2 separate regions of the Homo sapiens genome follow, and region 1 is linked to region 2. A link is a loop called in an ENCODE intact Hi-C map of the cell type or tissue named here. Cell type or tissue: Caco-2. All regions are shown on one strand.

The links. Peaks named below come from ENCODE experiments on the same cell type or tissue, not always from the same donor. Only the 100,000 strongest peaks of a DNase experiment are listed, where the experiment ranks them.
Region 1: a loop joins it to region 2, with 6 times the contacts of the local background. A loop is called at or near these places in 2 of 110 quality-filtered maps.

What each region holds. Positions count from the first base shown.
Region 1 is chr1:76,545,492-76,550,491 of GRCh38, reverse strand. The region is part of intron 3 of ST6GALNAC3 (ST6 N-acetylgalactosaminide alpha-2,6-sialyltransferase 3); the gene reads right to left. Among named protein-coding and RNA genes, the nearest start is that of LINC02567, 230 kb to the left of the region's middle. In Caco-2, no CTCF peak of the experiment used is centred here; a DNase peak (open chromatin) is centred at 2,381.
Region 2 is chr1:76,328,234-76,333,233 of GRCh38, reverse strand. The region is part of intron 2 of ST6GALNAC3 (ST6 N-acetylgalactosaminide alpha-2,6-sialyltransferase 3); the gene reads right to left. Among named protein-coding and RNA genes, the nearest start is that of ST6GALNAC3, 260 kb to the right of the region's middle. In Caco-2, a CTCF peak has its summit at 2,054 (motif pointing left); no DNase peak of the experiment used is centred here.

The DNA of each region.
Region 1 (5,000 bases), 220 kb before region 2:
AAGCATAATACAGAATCCAAAAAGAGACACACACATACATGCAAACTTGGTATCAATCAATCAGTGACCAAAAAATGAAGCATTCAATAATGCTGCTGAGATGACTAGTTACCTATGCAGCAAAAAATAAAATAAAATTAGAGCCCATTATATTATATAACAATGATTCCAGCTGGACTACTTGTAGAAAGCCAAACTGTAAAGCTTTTATAAGTAAATATGGTAGAATCTTTAGAATTTTGGAAATGAAGAAGGTTTTCTTATATGAGACATAAAAAGCCCAAACCACAAAGTAATAGGTTGATAAATTGTATGATATTAAAATTGAATACTGCTATTAATAAAGCAACATCATAAACAACATGAAAAGCCTAGCAACAGTGTGGAAAAAGACATTTGCAATGCATGTTAACAACAAAGAATTGCTATCCAGAATATATAAAGTACTGTATAAATCAATAAGAAAACAAAACCCATTCCCTCTAAAAGGGAAATGGACACAAATTTTTATAAAACAAAACTTGATTGGCCAAGATACCTATTTAAAGATCTTCGACCTTCCTCATTGTCAGGGAAACACAAAATAAAATGATGTGATGCCATTTCACACTAAAAGATTGATACAGATCTGTCTGATGATACCAACTGCTGAAACCTGAAACAGCTTCTCTCATCCACTGCTTGTGGAAGCATCAGTTGGCACAACTGTTTTGTAGAACACTTTGGCCGAATCAAAGAAAATCAGAGCAATCCTACCTCCTTCCCCCTGTAAATTTACTTCTAGGTATATATCTTAGACTAAGAAACCCTCACATGTGTGACAAAAAAAAATATGTAAAAGAATGTTAATTGTATGTGGCATTACCTATTACAGGGGAAGACTGTAAACAATCAAAATGTTTATCAACAGAAAAATGGAAAAATAAATTGTGGTATATTTATACAACAAAACACTACATAGCTATATGCAAAAATGTAGTTAAACAAATAGACCAAAAAGGTAATAATATTTTTAGTATTTATATAATCTATATAATTTTATACAAAATATAATATTTATATAACAGCTTGAAAACCTGCAAAATAATGCCCTGTAATTGCTATGACTATGTACATATATAGTCATAGTATAAAAATGCATACTAGACTGGTAAACTCAAATTCAGGGTAATGGTTATTTCTGGAGACAGAAAGACAGGAGCACGGACAGGGAAGGGACACGGGGACATCAATTGGATTTGAGATGTTTTGTTTCTTAAAATATAACAGTATCAACAGACCTCAAGGGCCTATGGCAAAATCTGTAAATTTGATAGAGCTGAATGGTGGGAATTTGAGTGTTCGTTATTTTATTTCATATATACATCTCTTTATATTTGAAACATGGTATAATAAATACAAAGGATGTATGTGTAAATCAAATTTTGATAACCAGAATCCTGTTTTTCCAGGATGTTGTGATTGTGTGATAACTTCAGAAATAACTTCTCTTCTCTTTTCATCTAGCAGCCAGCTAAGCTACAAATCAAACCATGTTTATTAAGTACCTGCTATTCATCAGGCACAGGGCACTAAAGGCTGGGGATACAGTGGCGGCAGAGCCAGCTATGGAAGATATCTATCCCAGTGGGATTAAAATGTACAACTACAAATCATGGTAAATGCCATGAAGAGAAAAAAATATGGAACCATGACTGAGGGTAAATGGGGGGTAGGAGAGGGAGAGGCATATACCATGGCAGACACTGAAGTTTGGCTGCCTAAAAGATATCCACAGACCCCTGGCCCTTGCCTTCCTTTACTATAGAGGTTGGAAAGCTAATCATGATATTTCAGACTATCTTGCACGTGACACAGTTCTAATCAATCAGAGATAGTTAGGAGTCTCTGGGGACTATTCTCCTTCCTGAAAAAAGCAACAACGCCTCACGTAAGAAAGACTTTATGCTCCCTTAACTCCTGCTATGTCATCCTGCCTGGGGCATGGAAGTGATGCTGGGGTGAAGCATATATATTGAAATAATAAAGATGGAAGCCAATGGTATGAGATGAAGCAGAGAGCTAGAAGGCTGCCTGGTCCTTGACTGCATTGCTGAGCCATGGTACCAGAGCTGAACTATGTGCTTATGGACTTCAAGCAAGTGAATTAATATCTACTGGCCTGGGCCACTATCGATACAGTTTCCTCTTATTTGCAGCCAAAATCATCCCAAGCAGATAAACACACATAGGGTGGCCTTTTAGAAGAGGGGACATTTAAGTTGAGAGGAAAAGAATGAGAGGGAGCCAGCCAGGAAGAAAGCAAGAATGGGGCAGAGAAGTGGGAGGATAAACAAGACCAGCAGAGGGAGGAGCAGTATGTTTCAAAGGTCTGGCTTGTTTGAGGAAGCCCTCTGAGCCTGGAGCTTAACAATGGCACTATGAAGGCTTTGCAATTGGCTGGGAAGCTGAATACTTTATTTTCTTACCCAGGCACTAAGTTAAGAAAGGTGTGGTTAATGATCTGTAAACAAAGAATGGCTCAAAGCAAGGGGAGCTGGCTGTTTATAGAGACTCCTTCTATAAAACAAGAAATTACCTCTAACTTATCTACTTGGATATTTGTGGTTGATTTTTTTTTTTTTTTTTTTGAGACAGAATCTCGCATTGTCGCTGGGGCTGGAGTGCAGTGCAGTGGCGCGATCCTGGCTCACTGCAACCTCTGCCTCCTCCCAGGTTCAAGTGATTCTCCTGCCTCAGCCTCCCAAGTAGCTGAGAGTACAGGCACCTGCCACCGCACCCAGCTACTTTTTTGTATTTTTAGTAGAGATGGGGTTTCACTATGTTGGCCAGGCTGGTCTCAAATTCCTGACCTTGTGATCCACTCCCCTCCGCCTCCCAAGTGGTTGATCATTTAAAAGTGAAGTCCACCAAGTACACCATTAGTCCAGAAAGTACACCCTTTTCTACACCCCCTCCATTGCCTAGGAAGGTTTGTCTGAGAGGGTAGGCATTAGCATTTTGCTTGTTCCCTTTGACATAAAGTAAATTGCAATACTGGGATTTAACCAGAGCCTAGTCAACCGTGTCTTAGGCATTCCCTGTGCTACAAAGGTTTCTATTTTGTTCTTTATTTGTCTGAATGGGAAGAGGTAACTTCATTGTTGAAGAGTATGACTTGAACAACACAACAAAAATCCAGTTCCTTTAATCCTGTCCTCACGGGGCGCTAAGGAATGGGTTGTCTGATTTTTTAATGTGTTTTCGGTTGGTCTAGTTCCCAGATCATATACTCTTTTGGCAAACAAAAGTTATTCCATAAGATAGTATTTACTAAGCACCTGCGTAGGCAGAGTGCTGGTTTAGGCAAGAAGCCTATGGCTTGGAAGAAAATGTCCATTTTCAATTGAAAAATCTTAATTTAATGGTTACTCTGCAAGTTTCTTCTTGGCTATTTTAGAACAGACTTGGATATTTATTATTAGTTTCCAGGCCTCTCCTTTCTCTTCCCTTAGCTTTCTGTAGCTAAACTACAGCTATCCAATCCTTTTAATCTTTCATCCGCATCCTTCCTCGGGCTCTTGAATTCATTCACTCTTATTGCTATTCTCTGCACTTCCAAATTGCCTGAGCTTCCCTAGTAATGAAGTGGTGGGAACACAACGTGTGGTGCCAGGTGCTGCTCAGCTACAACTGTCCACAGAGGAACTGTTATTCCGTGCCCTTCTGCACAGGCAGCCTCAACCTGGACTTCTCTTTCATCCTGCCAGACTGCATGGCTGGCCTGAATTTAATTTGCCAACCACTGTGCCTCCTGGGCCTACTTTGGCATCACTGAGATCTGGCATCTGCTTCCCAGAACAGCTCTGTGTTTGGATTCTCTTTCCCCAGGTGTATTCACTGCCTTGCCTTTTTCAAATGCTCACAAAGTTATTATTCCCAGCCTACATACCTCATGTCTCAAAGGTCATTTGCATTTTATTTCTGTTGCCCGAGCTGCTCAAGATACTTTCCAAATTAGAATCATTAGTGAATTCTAAAAAGGAGCAGCTTCTTCCTTTTTTTTCCATCCAGGTCATGAATAAGAATGCTTAAATAAGAGTCAGACCCACAGTTGTGGCAAGAGCATATTAGGAGGTTCATCTTCTTTATCCTTCTTCAGTAGTGATCCCACTACTAGCACCATCACTCCAAAACCTCTGAGTTTACTGGAATTTTTCCAGCCAATTTTAAATCCATATACTCAACCTTCCAAATACTTATTGAGTATTATGCTAGGTGCTGTAAGAGGGTCCAAATCACGCAGGACATAACCACTTCCATTTGAAAAGCTTCTATCACTATAGCGTATGTAAGGCCTTCCATAATTCAACATTTAATACGTGCCTTAAATGTGCCAAGCACTGTTAGGTGTTAAGATTCCAAATTGGAAAGTACAGAGTCTCAATCTGTACTTTTCATATAATTACAACACAATGTAGAAACAATAATGAAATGTACACCTGGGATGCTCATTGTTCAACCTCAGTTTTTTCATCTGTAAAACGTTTCTTCTGCCAAGTGCGGTGGCTCACGCCAGTGATCCCAGCACTTTGGAAGGCTGAGGCGGGTGGATCACCTGAGGTCAGGAGTTTGCGACCAGCCTGACCAACATGGAGAAACCCTGTCTCTACTAAAAATACAAAAAAATTAGCTGGATGTGGGGGGGCATGCCTGTAATCCCAGCTACTCGGGAGGCTGAGGCAGGAGAATCACTTGAACCTGAGAGGCGGAGGCTGTGGTGAGCTGAGAGTGCGCCATTGCACTCCAGCCTGGGCAACAAGAGTGAAACTCCGTCTCAAAAAAAAAAAAAAAAGTTTCTTCATCTCTTAGCAATCTTCTAAGTTGCAGTTAATGTTTACATAAGGTGAGGCATAGACAACACTTAGTGCAGTGCATGAGACAAAGTACAAAAAATGTTATTAATTATAACAGCTATAAGTATAATATAATTATTTTTATTATTACTATTACCTCCCATA
Region 2 (5,000 bases):
TCAGCATTCTCACCCATTAAACTTACCACAATTGAGGAGAACCACATCTCTGTACAAATCTGATCTCATTTTCTCTGAGGGTTGAAATAAATACTTTATTGAAATTTACATAATTTAAAATATTTTTGGATATGCTTCTTCCTGCATGGAGACACCACTAATGGCAGGCAGGGAATGGAAGAAGAAGACTTGAGATGCAAAGAGGGTCCAGCCTTTCAGGGGCCTATGGTTATATAAGAGGAGCTCTGCACAAAAGTGATGGCAATAAATTGCTATAGGTGTTCTGGTTGAATCAGGTATAAGCTACACTAGGAACCTGAGCACACCAACAAGAAGAAGACAATCAGAAAAGACCTAGAAGGTAAGGAGTTTACCAGGTAAATGAGGGGAGGAGCTGGCACTTGAAAATTCAGAAATGTATTAAATATAAAGTATACTGTATAATTTAGGATTCAAAATGATTCAGAATGGGCAAAGCATGAGTACTGTGGGTACAGGGCGCAATGAGAGAGGGGCCTGAGAGGTGGGCAGATACCAGAATCTGTAGAATGAATGGTCGTAAGGACTACACATGAATTGATTCAAAATACAGGCTCTAACCTGATGACCAGCTTATCTACCTACTACCTCAGGGGATGCCATTAGACCTGAAACCCTTAGAATAACCTACACATGGTGAAAACCTAACTCATCATGGCCTTATTTCTTTCCAAGGAAGTAGTATTGACTTTGTCTTATAGTGGACAACTTAAGAGCTTAGTGAAGTTAGTACCTTATCTCAATCTGAACACTATGAGATGAACATAGGAAAATCAATCTCACAATTTGCAGAATCCCAATTTTTCTAAATATTTCTGTGTCCCTTTCACGAATTAGAAGATGAGAAAAATGAGATGACTGGAAAAAGAAAGTACATGGCATCTCACAACTTCAGTGAATAGAAACTAATAGGATACAGACTCCAGTTGTTGGCAGATTAGTGATGAAACCCCCAGAAGAACATTCTAGCAGGTTCAGCTCCCACAAGACATCTGAGCCAACTGTCTTGTTTTCCCTGGGGGGACTGCCACTGTCATTAACTCTGGTAAGCTCCATTAAAAACACTAAGTTGATGGAAGATACCCTGCCCACACTAATACACTGCCACAGAACTAACTCTGGGTAAGGAGAATTGTGAGTACAAAGAAATTTTTAACACTAATGACTTTAACAAATCTGACCTGATTAACAGGACGCCACAAACTGAAATCCTTGTGTTCCAATCAATCTTTCGAGAAACTTCACAAATGCACACTTGAGGGAGAAAAATTCATGAGATATTTTAGGCAGGTCTCTACATAGAAAGAGAGGAATAATCAAAAAAGACACAATACACTGGCAAGTAGGGTAATTATTGCTAGCAATTCTTGAGCTACTACTCTTTTGGCAAATAAATGCCTACATTTACATTAATATTTGTTTCCCATTAGAAGAGTTTTGACAGTTTTTCACAGAAAGACCTGCCCTCCTGAGACATAAGCTCATTAGAGCAAACTCTACCCTGATTAGCTGGAGGTGGTGAGGAAAACAGGGAGATGCAACAGTTCCATGGTAGGACCATTACGAGAATGAGAATCTGCAAGTAATTGGTGAAACAAATGATTGGTCAGATGAGGAACTGATGACAATCTATCCAGTATTTAAATAGGTAAGTTGCAGAGCACTTAGGCAATGATGGTTATGGACAAGAAGTAATGCTAATAAAGTAGCATTTAAGCAGGAAAGGTGGAGCAAAGGTTCTATTCAATCATTACTTAGATAGTTGAAAGATTAAGGAAGCATTTGGATGCTGGCACATCCACTAAGTGACTGTAAATAGGAATACATCTGGATATATTCCTCTGGACATTTGTTTATCTGATTAATTTTTCATTAAAGACAGCATAAGCTTCTCCTCATAAGCCATAGAAAGCAACCACTTCTTTCTCAGTATTTTTTTCCATTACTCATGAACAAATAATCTTTCTTAAGACATCAAACTATGCCGGTTGTTCATCTCCCCCTAGTGGTAGGGGGACACCACTGCATATCTGAGTGACTAAACATTCATTGGCCATCTCACCAGGATCGCATTCTAAAGAAATGGCAGTAGTCTTACATCATTATCACGAGTATGCTAGATATTGTCTACTGGTACCCAGTATTCATTTTTACCTTCCTCTATGCTCTTCTGCCATCTTACCCAGCAGAGGCTGGCAATCTAACACCTACATTTCCCAGACATTCTTGCCTCTATGGTCTTGGATACCACAGGCAAAAGGCTGTGGAATGCACTCTGAAGATTTGAAATACAAGAGGAGATGGGATCAATATTCCTGTAGCAATTATGTCTAAAGGGTGGCCTCTGTCAATTTTGAGGTTTTGCAGCATTTTCACTGACTAAGACACCAGATTTTGGATATGGAAAGACCGACACTTGCAGCAGCCTCCTGTAGTTATCTGACCTTGAATAAGTTACTTGACTTCCCTGTCCCTTAGATTATTCATTTCTAAATGGTGGAATAATAATAGTATCTATTACATAGGGTTGCTTTGAAGACTAAGTGGATATCTGGCAAGAAGATGTTGGCTATTACTGCTGCTGCATATAAACCACTTAGAAGAATGCCTAGCACACAGATGTCCTCCAGAACGGTTGGCTAAGATAATGATAATTTGAGACCAACAGTATATAGCTAGCACAGGAAGACATTTGATGTCAGAAGACAGAGGACAGCTGTGTGTCACTTAACAAATTACTTGGCCTGGCACGGGCTCACGCCTGTAATCCCAGCACTTTGGGAGGCTGAGGTAGGCGGATCATGAGGTGAGGAGTTTGATTTGACACCAGCCTCACCAACATGGTGAAACCCCATCTCTATTAAAAATACAAAAATTAGCCGGGCATGATGGTGTGCACCTGTAATCCTAGCTACTCAGGAGGCTGAGGCAGGAGAATCACTTGAACCTAGGAGGCAGAGGTTGCAGTGAGCTGAGATCACGCCACTGCACTCCAGCCTGGGCGACAGAGTGAGGCTCTGTCTCAAGAAAAAAAAAATTACTTAACCCTCCTGTGTTTATTTGTTTAATATTCTCCATTGTTGGGGAATATAGGCTGGGCATGGTGGCTTACGCTTGTAATCCCAACACTTTGGGAGGCAGGTGAATCAACTGAGGTCAGGAGTTTGAGACCAGCCTGACCAACATGGTGAAATCACGTCTCTAATGAAAATACAAAAATTAGCTGGGCATGGTGGTGCATGCCTGTAATCCCAGCTACTTGGGAGGCTGAGGCAGGAGAATCACCTGAACCTGGGAGATGGAGGTTGCAGTGAGCAGAGATTGCACCACTGTACTCCAGCCTGGGTGACAGAGCAAGACTCCATCTCAAAAAATAAATAAATAAATAAATAAATAAAGAGAGAGAAAGAGAATAAAAATGGAGAATATAATCAAAGCCACAAGATTATTTGTTACATGAAATGATGTGTCAACAAACTTTGTAAAACCTAAAGAATGATCCATGTGTTTATAATTATTAGTTATTATTAAAGTGTTAAAAGGACTCATGAGAGAGAGCCGTGACTGCTAAGGAGGTGAGACAGGCAAACCACCACAGAGGAAATGGCCTTTGGATGGGATTTTAAGGAATCGGTAGACTTTTTCTACATGTAGAGATGGCATAAAGAAGCTTGCCAGTTTGAGCTAAGGCATGAAGGTGAGACATTGAATGGCCAATATAGAATATATTATTATTTTTCAAACATCTTTTTCTAGCAGTTATACCACATAAGCTTTGAGAAACAGTTAAGAGAAGGAATTCTAAGTAGAATCTCCTAATTGGCTTTCTGCATAGTTAACATCACTTACAGAGAAAAATGGTTATGGGGGCAGGATGCATTGAAAAGAGGAGGCTCATGGGCATGACTATGTAGCCTGCAAAACTTAGGAGGCATTCTTCTATGTTAAAAGCACAAAAGAAAAAAGAAAGCTTCCTACTAGCTGAGAAATGTCAAGGTGGCTCAGGTGGTGAATATTATTCTGTTGCCATGATGATTCCTGTGTTTTTGTCTGCATAAAAATTTCTGACACAAGCACACCACTTACTGAAGAGATGAATGCCCTCATGTTAGGTGACTCCACTCCCAACCTCTAGGTAGGATTAACAACAGGCTGAGAGTGGGTTATTTCATGAAAAGGAGAATTATAATGATCATGCTGGTTTGGAGAAGCAAATAAGCAAATTGACCACAGACTCATGCCCTAAAAAAATAAAAAATAAATTCTGGAGATGATGAGGGCAATTGGAGTCAGTTCATATTCATGTGGCTCCCAGGGATATCAAAGGCAAATCTGCTTCTTTGAAGTAGATGTTCAAGAAAGAAACACAAGGGCTATTTGGCACACAGCTCAGCACCTAAAACTTTACCTCATTTTTATCCTCAGTATATTTCTGACAAACGATGTCAATTTCCACCTAATTCAAAATTGAGAGCATATATTACCATATCCCCTAGTTCTTTAATTTGGGAAAATCAACATTTTCACTCTGAAAGTCTGTACTGAATACATAGTGTCCAAAAGCTCATATTATTTCAAGAGCACAAGGTTAAAAAAGCTCAGTACAAGCAGGTATGAAACATACTTATCAACCACACTGCTTTTAAAATGGGGCTTGAGTAACTCATAAAAGAGCACTATTTTGAAAAATGTAGGTAGAGAAATATGAGGTCAATTCATCAGCAAGATGGCAAAAATGGTGGTGTTGTGGCTGTTATTCCTATCAGCACCACAGAGTAAGAAGTCAGGCTTCACTTTTGTACTTGGTCCAGATGTGGACTGCAGCGAGATAATCAGTTTAACGGTAGCTCATGCCAGAAAGTAAAAATCTCAACTCCTCTACTTCTCATTCGTGAAGTTCCCCAATTCAACAAAAACAATCAAGATTAAATCACATATGAGAGTTATAGGCAGGTGACTCC